Regions from separate parts of the Homo sapiens genome. Here region 1 is linked to region 2. A link is an interaction called in ENCODE POLR2A ChIA-PET data of the cell type or tissue named here. Cell type or tissue: PC-9. All regions are shown on one strand. Each heading gives the region's core, and the rest is flanking DNA. Links, peaks and the distances in the headings are about the cores only. Region 1 overlaps HYCC1 (hyccin PI4KA lipid kinase complex subunit 1). Region 2 has its middle 3.1 kb from the start of SNHG26.

What was found. ChIA-PET counts read pairs that join two places held together with the same protein. Peaks named below come from ENCODE experiments on the same cell type or tissue, not always from the same donor. Only the 100,000 strongest peaks of a DNase experiment are listed, where the experiment ranks them.
Region 1: POLR2A ChIA-PET joins it to region 2 with 7 read pairs; 9 of 35 experiments call an interaction of 5 or more read pairs at or near these places.

The regions. Positions count from the first base shown.
Region 1 is chr7:22,932,281-22,937,280 of GRCh38, forward strand. It overlaps HYCC1 (hyccin PI4KA lipid kinase complex subunit 1), which reads right to left. Exons shown (of 11, transcript NM_032581.4): 11 at 1,931-5,000. Among named protein-coding and RNA genes, the nearest start is that of SNORD93, 78 kb to the left of the region's middle. In PC-9, for the core only: no CTCF peak of the experiment used is centred there; no DNase peak of the experiment used is centred there.
Region 2 is chr7:22,848,102-22,854,209 of GRCh38, forward strand. No RefSeq gene overlaps it. Among named protein-coding and RNA genes, the nearest start is that of SNHG26, 3.1 kb to the right of the region's middle. RefSeq lists a silencer at 5,954-6,108. In PC-9, for the core only: a CTCF peak has its summit at 6,033 (motif pointing right); a DNase peak (open chromatin) is centred at 3,210; H3K4me3 peaks cover 371 bases; H3K27ac peaks cover 11 bases.

The DNA.
Region 1 (5,000 bases), core at 1-5,000, 83 kb after region 2:
GTAAAGATGGGGTAAAATGAAAGAAGTCTGGCTCCAAGGACTGAGCCATGGATGCAGTAGATGGGGTCATTATTGCTGCAGCCCAGAAGATGGAGCACCAAGTCACAGAGAATTATTCTTACATCTTGAATCTTAATGGAATCAGGAAACCTGTTGGCTAACAGAGGCCCCTTTATTCCTTCAAATTTCTCCCTTTTTGATTGGAAATATCTCTCTTATGTTTGTCCCACCATTGTATTTTGGAAGCAGATACCTTATTTTCTGGTTTCACAGGTCCACAGATGAGAAATTTTCCCCAGGATGAACCATACCCAGATTCTCACCAATACCTAATTTTGATAATGAGATTTAGGACTTTTTTAGTTGATGATATTTAGATGAGATTTTGAACTTATAAGTGATGCTGGAATGGGCTAAGACTTTGAAGGATGCTGAGATTAGGTAAATGTATTTTGCATGTGGGATGAATGTGAATTTTGGGGAGTCACAGGGACGACTGTATGGGATTGAATGATGATCCCCCAAAACACATTGGTCTAAAACCTCAGAATTTCACCTTATTTGGAAATAGAATCTTTGCAGATGTAGTTAGCTAAGTTGGAGTCATAATGGGTTAGAGTGAACCCTAAATCCAATAACTGGTGTTCTTATAAAAAGGTCATATGAAAATACTCAGGAAAGAAAGCCCTGTGACAACAGAAGTAGAGATTGGAGTGATGCAGCTACAAGCCAAGACCTGCCAGGAACCACCAGAAGTTAGGAAGTAGCAAGAAAAGATTTTTTAGAGCCTTCAAAGGGGATATTTTCCTGCTGACACCTTGATTTCACACAGCCTTCAGAACCATGAGAGAATAAATTCTCTTGTATTAAGTCATGCAGTTTGTGGTGTTTTGTTACAACAGTTCTAGGAAGCTAATTCATCAACCTTGAATTATTGTGATAAATCTTTATCTTCTACCTAGGTATTGTATCCATTACTGAAAGTAAAATATTGAAATCTCCAACTGCTACCAAATTGTCGGTTTCTCCCTTCAATTCTGTTAATTTTTGCTTCGTGTATTTTGGGGTTAGGTGCATGCATGTTCATAATTGTTATATTTTTGTGATAGTTGACCTTTTCATCATTATAAAATTTCTCTTTATCTCTAATAACAATTTTCTTTGTTTTGATTTAAAGTCTAATGGTCTGATATTAGTGTAGCCATTCTGCCTCTCTTAGATGGTTGCTGTTTGCATGGTATAGCACTTTGGATCCTTTTATTTTAAACCTATTTGTGTCTTGTGTCTTTGAATCCAAGGCATGTCTCTTGTAGTCACCATATAGTTTGATCTTTTGAAAAAAAATCCAGTCTGACAATCTCTTTCTTTTGATTAATCCATTCTTCAATATGCATAAATATGTATGTTTTGCATTAATTCTGGAATTTTGAATTTTTAAAATAGATTCTGATTCTCATGAAATTCTCCATCTTTACTCATTAATCAAAGCTATTTTTTAAGTCTGTCTCTGATAACACTAATAACTGGGTCATCTGTGGATGTTTTTATTGCCTTTTCCCTCATAGTTCAGATTTTTAATATTCTTTGAAATTTTTGACACAATGTTAGCTATTAGATATGATACATTTTATAGTGTCTGGATGATATATTCCTGGTGGGAAGATAGAGTGGTGGCAGGCAGACTGCATTAATTCAATCAATCATTCAGTTGACTTGAAGCTAAGTTACAATTTTTATAAGGTATAATTTACTTTGATTCTCCTGTTTGTATCTCTACAGAGTTCTTAAATGAGATCCTGGGATATGTACTAGGGGCTTTCCCTTTTGAAGGGTTGTGAAATAACATTTTTATCTCTCAGTGCCATGATGCATAAAAACTAAAAATCTTTTTTCTGGCTTTCAGCAAGTTTCCGCCTCTTTTTTTTCTTTTTTTTTTTTTTTTTTTTTTTTTTTTCCCTCTCTGAGCAATCCAAGAATTCAGCAAATACTCAAGAGGAAAACAAGGAAAGTGCCAGGCTCACTTCTCTGAACTTCCTGTCTTACTAGGATCTCTGCTCTCCCAAGTGCGATTGGTTTAAAGGCCCTGTTCTTTTTGTTTCTCCAGTCCTGTGTGGTTTCCATAACTTGTTTGCTTCTCTGATTCTTAACAGTAACTCTCTTCTTGGGCCTTTTACCCAGATTTGGCAAATTCCATAATGGAAGAAGTAGCTGCAGAATGTCTGCTCACTTCTCTGGTTAAAATACTTTTGTATTGGGAGTCCCCAAGACCACGCCAGCACCCCAGGTTCAGTGATTCAACAGAAGCACTCACAAGGCTCAGCATATAGTCATACTCATGGCTATGATTTATTAGAGAAAAGTACTACAAAGCAAATCAGCAAAGGGGAAAAGGACATGGGGTGAAGTCCAGAGGAAACCTGACACAAGATTCCAAGAATCCTTTGCCTGTGGAATCACACAGGCTGTGGTTAATTACTTCAGTACTGAATTGTGACAACAGGTGTGAAATGTTGTCTGCCAGGGATGCTCGTTAGAGTCTTACTGCCCAAAGTTTGTATTGGAAGTTAGTGATAGAGGCACCCTCTGCCCAGCACAAATCATAATTCCAGACTCCTAGAAGCAAAGCGGGAATTCAGCATAAACCATGTTGTTTATATAGTTTACAAAGAGTAAACCCCCTTATCAGTTAGGGAATGGTGGGAACATTCCGGTAATCCAAGTTCCCAGACACTAGCCAAAGCCCAGCTTTAAAATCAGGGCTAAGGATAGCATCTCAGCCTCTTATGTTAACTCTTTTCTGCACACCTTCTCTCTGGCGTTTTGTCTTCTAGAGTCCTGTTTAGCTGAAAGTTCTTCAATGGCTTCAAACAGAGGTTTTAAGCAATTTTACCCAAAGCTGCTTGTTGTTCTCAATGAGTGTTGCTCTGCTATAGAAGTGTCTGGTTATTTTTCTTTTCTCTTGTGAAGACTGTATTTGAAAAATTGTAGAACTTGAGGCTTAAGATGATGGGGTTTTTTTTCCACCTCCACAGAGGATTTGTTTATTACCAAGCACTTAGGGGATCATTTTTAATCTGATTTCAGGAATTGGGATGGTTTGAATCCGTGCTGAATTCCCTGTGTATGGGGGAGAGTTGATGCACTTCCAATTCACTCTTACTCCTATGGTGGAGCTTTTTTGGGTCCCAGCCCAAAGCATGGGAATTTCCTAAGCCCTCTTTTATGACTTGGCAGGCACTGGCATTCAGTTTTTGTCCTCCTAATATCCTGGAGCAGTAAGAAGCACTGCTTATCCCCTTAAATGCTTCTAGAATCAGCCAATACCTCCAGGAAAGAAGTTGTGCCAATGCTTGCCTCTCTAGATTTTCATGTTTATTTATTTAGAGACAGAGTCTTCCTCTGTTGCCCAGGCTGGAGTGCAGTGGTGCTATCTCGGCTCACCTCAACCTCCGCTTCTCAGGTTCAAGCGATTCTCCTGCCACAGCCTCCTGAGTAGCTGGGATTACAGGCATGTGCTACCAGACCTGGCTAATTTTTTTTGTATTTTTAGTAGAGACGGGCTTTCACCATGTTGGCCAGGCTGGTCTTGAACTTCTGACTTTAGGTGATCCACCCACCTCGGCTTCCCAAAGTGCTGGGATTATAGGCATAAGCCACTGCGCCTGGCCTAGATTTTCATGTTTTGAAGAGTTTTGCTGGATTATCTAGTTGCCAATGGGAATTTTGATGTTAATTACCTAGTTTCCCATGACTGAAAGTGTAATTCTACCTCTACCTCACTGATTACATTGTAAAATAAGTTTCTTAGAAGCAATATTTTGGGGAAAATCATAATGGTGAACAGGAAGCTTATTATTGCACACACAAGCATGGTGCTTAGGGAAGGCAAACTTAAAGCCAGATCCAGAGTAAGGCTCTATTCCATGAGGACAAATAGTTGTCTCTCCATGAAAGAAAATATTTGATATAATCAATCTGCCACTAACTATCTGGTCACCCTCAGATGTTGTATCTTAGGATGGTCACTGCTGCTGGCCAGTTCGGCTCCTGGCAGTAATAAGGACAGCCTTGATGAAAGGAGGCCTGTATTGTTGAAGTTCCTGTGTAGCCCTATCCTTCCAGTATAGCCGCTTTGCCCATAAACTGTTTGAACAAAGGCTGGAATACCAAAGAGATTTACTGATATCCTCAAAGTCATCTTGACCATCTGATTATTTAGCACCTCCTTCACCACAGGGCCTTTGTTTAATATGTCTGTAGGAAACAATTATTCTTGCAATCTGAGCCTATTTTAAGAAGTCCAATATGTTTAGCTCCCAATTTTTGTCACTCATCCTCCAATCTTATTACGTCTGTGTTTCCAACCACCTGGCCAGGTATAAATGGTGTAGATCTGTATCTTGGGATGGCTCACTTTCGGTGCAAAGCAGACTAGAAATACTGCTCATATTTATTCTCGCTGGAAAAAGTTCATTTCCTCACTGTCCTCCAGAACCATCTTTGAGTGAAGCTGAAACACTGTAGGCTATGTCTAGCTAGTATCAGCATGCTGTGCAATACTGCTTGTATAACCAGTCTCAATTTTACCCCTTCAGGGAACTGGGAAATGTATATTATGTCCTATTGTACGAGTATTCATGGGTTTGCTTGCTTGTTTGGTTTGTCCTTCTTTCAAACATGTCCTGTCTCATCAAATTCAACTTGGTGGATATAAATGAATTTAAAGGCTTAAGGAAAGAATAAATATTGAAACAAAAGTCTTAAACTAGAGGGGAAACTAGAGGGGAATTAGAATAGAGGAAGAAAAAGTGGTGATGCTCTTCCAGAGGGTTTCATTTCAAGGGATTTGGAGGTGAAAATGTTTGTAGAAAATTACACAGCACAGCAGGCAACATAGAAGTAGAAATATGTTGGCTAAATGAAGAGAGTAAAAGTTTAAAGATAAATGCATGATAGGCTTTCAGTAGGCCGTAGTGGATCTAGGATACAAAAGTTAAATA
Region 2 (6,108 bases), core at 1,109-6,108:
GTGGGACCACAGGCACCCACCACCATGCTGGGCTAATTTTTAAATTTTTTATAGAAATAGAGTCTTGCCATGTTGCCTAGGCTGGTCTCGGACTCCTGGGCTAAAGTGATCCTCCTGCCTTGGCCTCCCAAAGTGCTAGTATTACAGGTGTGAGCCACCATACCTGGTAAGTAATAGGCCTTTAAGGCTCCTGCATGTCTTTTTGTGATTTGATAGAGCATTTGTTTTTAGCACTGAATAATATTTCATTGTCTGGATGTACCACAGTTTATTTATCCATTCACCTACTTAAGGACATCTTGGTTGCTTCCAAGTTTTGGCAATTATGAATAAAGCTAATACATTCACGTGCAAGCCTTTGTGTGGACATAAGTTTTCAACTTCTTTGAGTAAATACCAAAGACCACAATTGCTGGATCTTATGGTAAGAGTTTGTTTAGTTTTGTAAGAAACCACCATACTGTCTTCCAAAGTGCCTGTACCATTTTGCATTCCCAGCAATGAATGAGCGTTCCTGTTGCTCCACACCCTCACTTACATTTGTAATGGTCAGTGTTTTGAATTTCAGCCATTCTAGAAGGTATGTAGTGGGATCTGAGTGTTGTTTCAGTTTGCAATTCCCTAATGACTTACAATGCTTAGCATCTTTTCTAAGATGCCACCCCATCACTTCCGGTGTGCAGCCCAGACTCAAGGAGAAGGGATTCTACAAGGGCCTGAATAGCAGGAGATGGGGATTATTAGGAGCCATCTCAGAGGCTGCCCACCACAATTGGATTCAGATGAGAATGGAAGCAAGGCATTAGAGACAAATACAGACAACTCTTTTGAGGAGTTCTGCTATAAGCAGAAACAAAGAAATAAGCAGTTCATTGAGGAAGGATATGGAGTTAAAAATGTTTGTATTTTATTTGTTTTACAGCAAATCTGATCATTCTTATCAATTAAGGTAATATGTTTGATATAGTTAAATATGTAACAATTCTGTTTTATACTCTATTCATGTATTTTCTAGAAGTATCATGAACAACAATGCTCATGTTTGTAAATAACGAAACTGTCGGGATTTTTTTTAACAGGCTATTTTGTACCTATATGAGAATCAGAAACAAAAGGCCATTTTGTACCCACGTGGGGATCAGAGCACTCATATCCCAGGGCTTCCAGGATACTCACGTGTGTACCTTCTAATTGCTGAAATCAGCCACATGGGTTTATTTAAGCAGATGAAACCAATATGCTTCAGCAAGGGCAGACATTTTCTCTTGGCTTGAAAACAAGCCAACAGCTGCTTGGAAAAGGCAAGCTGTTGGGCAGAGACCTGCTCATGGCAAACAGCCCAATGACCCCAGTTAAAATGTCACCCAACTGGAGTGATCCTTTAAATCATAAATAATGTCTGTAGTTGCTTTATATTCTGACTCTACACTGCAACAACACACTAAAATGTGCACTACACACAGACACAAGAGTAAATGAATGGGCCAATTAATTCATGAAAGCAAATGTCTGAGGTTAGTCTGTCGATAACATGTGAGTCTTAGATCCTCCTGGGGATAAGGATCAGGCAATGGTAGGATAGGGGGAGGGTGAAAAATAATGCACTTTCCCTTCCTTCTGCATTCAGAACCAACTCAGACATAAGAAAGAATGGAAATTAAGGTGCTAGCTTTATTACTGTTCAGATTGTGTCTTCAGAGCTGAGACACCCTATTCCCCATCCCAGTCTAGACCTTGGGCCATCATTGCCTTATGCTGGTTTTGGACAGTGAGGGAAGAAAAGGGGAGTGAATCATCATAGCTGCAGCCTTCAAATAGATGTGTTTCTTTTTTGAGAAAGATGAGCCAGTGGATGTCACCTGCCAACATAAGTGACGGCCAAAAATTTAAATTGGGTAAAATGCAGGATTATGTTATTGCAGGGTTAATGAGAGACTTTTTTCTTTTTTCTTTTTTTGAGACAGAATCTCACTCTGTCACCCAGGCTGTGCAGTGGCATGATCTCAGCTCACTGCACCATCCACCTCCTGGGTTCAAGTGATTCTCCTGCCTCAGCCTCTCGAGTAGCTGGAATTACAGGCACCCGCCACCATGCCTGGCTAATTTTTTTTAATTTTTAGTAGAGATGGGGTTTCATCATGTTGGCCAGGCTGGTTTTGAACTCCTCCCCTCATGTGATCCACCTACCTCGACCTCCCAAAGTGCTAAGATTACAGGCGTGAGCCACTGCGCCCAACCAAGAGACACTATTTTTAATACCGTTTTGACCATCAAAAAGCATAAAAGTGGCAGGCCATGCTGGTTCACACATGTAATCTCAGTGTTTTGGGGGGCCAAGGCAGGAAGACTGCTTGAACCCAGGATTCAAGACTAGCCTGGGCAACATAGTGAGACCCCACCTCTACAAAAAAAAAAAAAAAAAAAAATTAGCCAGGCACGGTGGCACACACCTGTAGTCCCAGCTACTTAGAAGGCTTAGGCAGGAGGATTGCTTGAGCCCAGGAGGTCAAGGCTGCAGTGAGCTATGATTCTGCCATTGCACTCCAGCCTGGGCAACAGAGCAAGACCCCACCTCAAGAAAAAAGAAATAAAAAAAGAAAAGCACAAAAGTTAAGGCAGTGACACTTACAATGTCCCCAATTGACTGACTATACACTGAGCTGAGAAAACCCTCAGTGGCTTCCAGGATTATGTTATTGCAGGGTTAATGAGAGATACTTTTTTTTTTTGAGACAGAGTTTCACTCTTGTTGCCCAGGCTGGAGTGCAATGGCGCAATCTCGGCTCACCACAACCTCTGCTTCCCGGGTTCAAGTGATTCTCCTGCCTCAGCCTCCCGAGTAGCTGGCACTACAGGCATATATCACCACGCCCAGCTAATTTTGTATTTTTAGTAGAGATGGGGTTTCTTCATGTTGGTCAGGCTGGTCTCAAACTCCCGACCTCAGATGATCCACCTGCCTCGGCCTCCCAAAGTGCTGGGAGCGACATTATTTTTAATTCCACTTTGACCATCGAAAAAACACAAAAATGGCTGGGTGCAGTTCACCACACCCATTTCCCCTAGTCCCACAGAGGAAATAATAGTCTGCACCTGTCCACCTTGAAAACAGGTGACAGGCAGAGGATGGAAGCCAACAGGACCACCACAGTTTGCATGATTTCAGCATTCATGTTGGCACAGAATTGTATTGAAATTCCTTCCTTCTCTGGAAAGGAATGAGGAAAGAATGAGTAAAAGGCCCGGGGCATTGTCTGGGAGAAGCTCCTCTACAGAAAAGCATGGGACTGGGGGAAAAGGCTCCCCACTAACAGCAGCAAAACAAGCCAGGGAAGTGCACAACGCCTCCCAATGCCCTGGGATTCCTACTCTCCAAGCATAGATGCTCCTTAGCTTATAATGGATTTATGTTCTGATAACCCCACTGTGAGTTCAAAATATGGTAAGTTGAAAGTGCATTTAATACACCTACCTACCGAACATCCCAGTCTACTATTATCCCATTAGCCTAGTCTACTTCACATGTGCTCAGGACACTTACATTACACTACAGTTAGACAAAACAATTGAACACAAAACCTATTTTAGAATAAAGTGTTGAATATCTCATGTAATTTATTGAACACTGTACCGAAAGTGAAAAACAGAATGGTTGTACGGATACTTGAAGCACACTTTCTACTGAGCTACGTATTGCTTTTGCACCATCACAAAGTAAAAAAAAAAAAAAAAAACATAAATCAAACCATTGTAAGTCAGGGAATATCTGTAGTTCACCACATGTGTGAAAGACAAGTCAAATGGACAGCAAGAAAAGGAAATTCAGTAGGTTTTATCAAGCATTTACAATGTGCAAAGCCCTAGGCCAGGTACTGGGAATACAGGAATAAATTCACACTCAAGGTGACCCAAGGAAGCTACCGCCTGGGATAAAACCCCACTACTGCCCCATTATCAGCCTTGAAGAGTTTTATGGTATGAATATTGAACTGCTTTGGGGGAATAATCTCTTCCTCTGATAAGGATATTTAGATAAGGAGTTTTTCCCCTTATCTAAATATATTCTAGGCGTTTACACTGAATTCGGGGGATTCAGTAGAGAAGGAAACAGAGTTCTCATGGAGCCTACATTGCACCATCATGGCAACTCTGCATGACAACACCCTAAGACCAGCTCCACCCACCAGAGAATAATCCTAGATGACCTATTAAAGTCCCCTGCACTCTATTATCCTATGATTTTTCTGTAACTCTCTTGGCCTCTTTGCTTCTTTCCTCTCCTAAATTTCATGCAGCATATGAGTTTCCTGCTGGTCATGCTACACTCATTGTACTAATAGGTACCTCTTCCTTCTGGAAGCCTTTCCTGTAGCCTTAGCAGGCTGGGCTTTGTGGCTTTATGCTGTGCCCTTGGCACTCTTCATGGGCTTCTATCAGTGGGTGAATCTCATTTTATATTCCTCACTTTAGTGCAGGGGCAGTTTCTCATTGAACTTCACACCCTCCAACACCAATCACAGCACCTGGCATAGAATAGGCACTCAATAAGTATTTGCTGCACTGAGCAATCTGTAGGGGCCAACATGGAAAGTTTTCCCTTTGCCCTCTTAAGGTTCACTAAAAAATCAACTTGCAAAAGGCAGATTAATTGGAGAAAAAGCATATAAATGTATTTAATGTGTATACCCGGGATCCTTCAAATGAAGACCCAAAGATACAGGGGAAATTATCCATTTTTATGCCTAGGTTCAACAAAGTATGGGCAGTGACGTAGAAATGTGATCGGACAAAAAGTGTATGATCTAAGACTAATAGAGGGAGAAAACCCAGCAAGGCCTGTCTGTCTGGATTCTTCTTGGCCTCTCTGAGCATGCACTCTTTCCTTCTGGGTATGGGACAGGACTCCCTCTGGAATGGGGGTCTTATGACCTACAGTCAAACAAGGGAAGTCAAATAATGTCTTTATGGCCAGATTTTACACAGAACGGCAGAGGGAAAGTCCCCACAGTCCTTGTATTAATTCCCTAGGGATGCCTTAACAAAGCACTCGGTGACTTAACAGAAATGTTTTGTCTCACATTTCTTGTGACTAGAAGTCCAAAATCAAAGTGTCAGCAGAACCAAACACCAAGCTCCCTCTGAAATCTGCAGGGGAGGGTCCTTCCTTGCCTCTTCCTAGCCTTTCTCCGGTGGTGGCCGGCAATCCACCGCATTCCTGGGCTTACAGCTGCATCACTCTGATCTGCCCCTGTCCCGCCACATTTTCGTGTGTCTCTGTCTTCAAGTGGCATTTTGACACCGTGTGATAAGGACATCAGTCATGTTGAATTAGGAGGGTCCACCCCAATGATCTCGTCTTGACCACATCTGTAAAGACGCAGTTTTTCCAAGTTAGGTCGCATTCACAGGTGCTGGAGGTTAGGTCTTCAATGTCTTTGGGAGTGGGGACAAATTCAGTCCTTAACACTCATGTTCTATATGTAGTGCTGCTTAGGCATCCAGCCAACAGACCTGCTTATTTTACTGCAGTCAGAATACCTTCTCCCCTTCCTCCTCACAGTCCAATGACACAGACGTGCTTTGGGGGCAAGATATTTGCGGGCCGTGGCCATCATTCTAAGCATGCAGCACTCCAGGCACCAGGAGTCCTCCCCGTGCTTCAACCCCTCTTCGATGAGTTTGCACCCCCGACCTCCGCTAATGTTCACATCCTTTAACGGGAGCCAGTCTTCTGCTACGTAATTAGACGAGTCTTGAAAGAAGCACCCAGGGGCGTGGCTGAAGACTTTAAGAAACACCAGGCAAGGGAGGGGAGTGGGTACCAGAGACACCTAACATTATTTGAGTGGCAGGAGCTTCCTCTGACCTTCAACGAGGTAAAGAGACATCACAGCCAGCGAGAGTTTGGGGCAGACTCCCCAGACTCGGAGGCCGGGGCAAAGTGGGAGCCGGGGCCAAGTGGGAGCCGGGGCCGTGTGGGGTGGGGGGGGGGGCCCAAGGCGGGGAAGGCCCGGGCCGCCGACAGGGGGCGCGCGAGGGCCTCCGGGCCCCGCGGGCGGGGCGGGTGCTGGACCCGGAGGGGCCTTCCGGCAACTTTTTGGTTGGTGC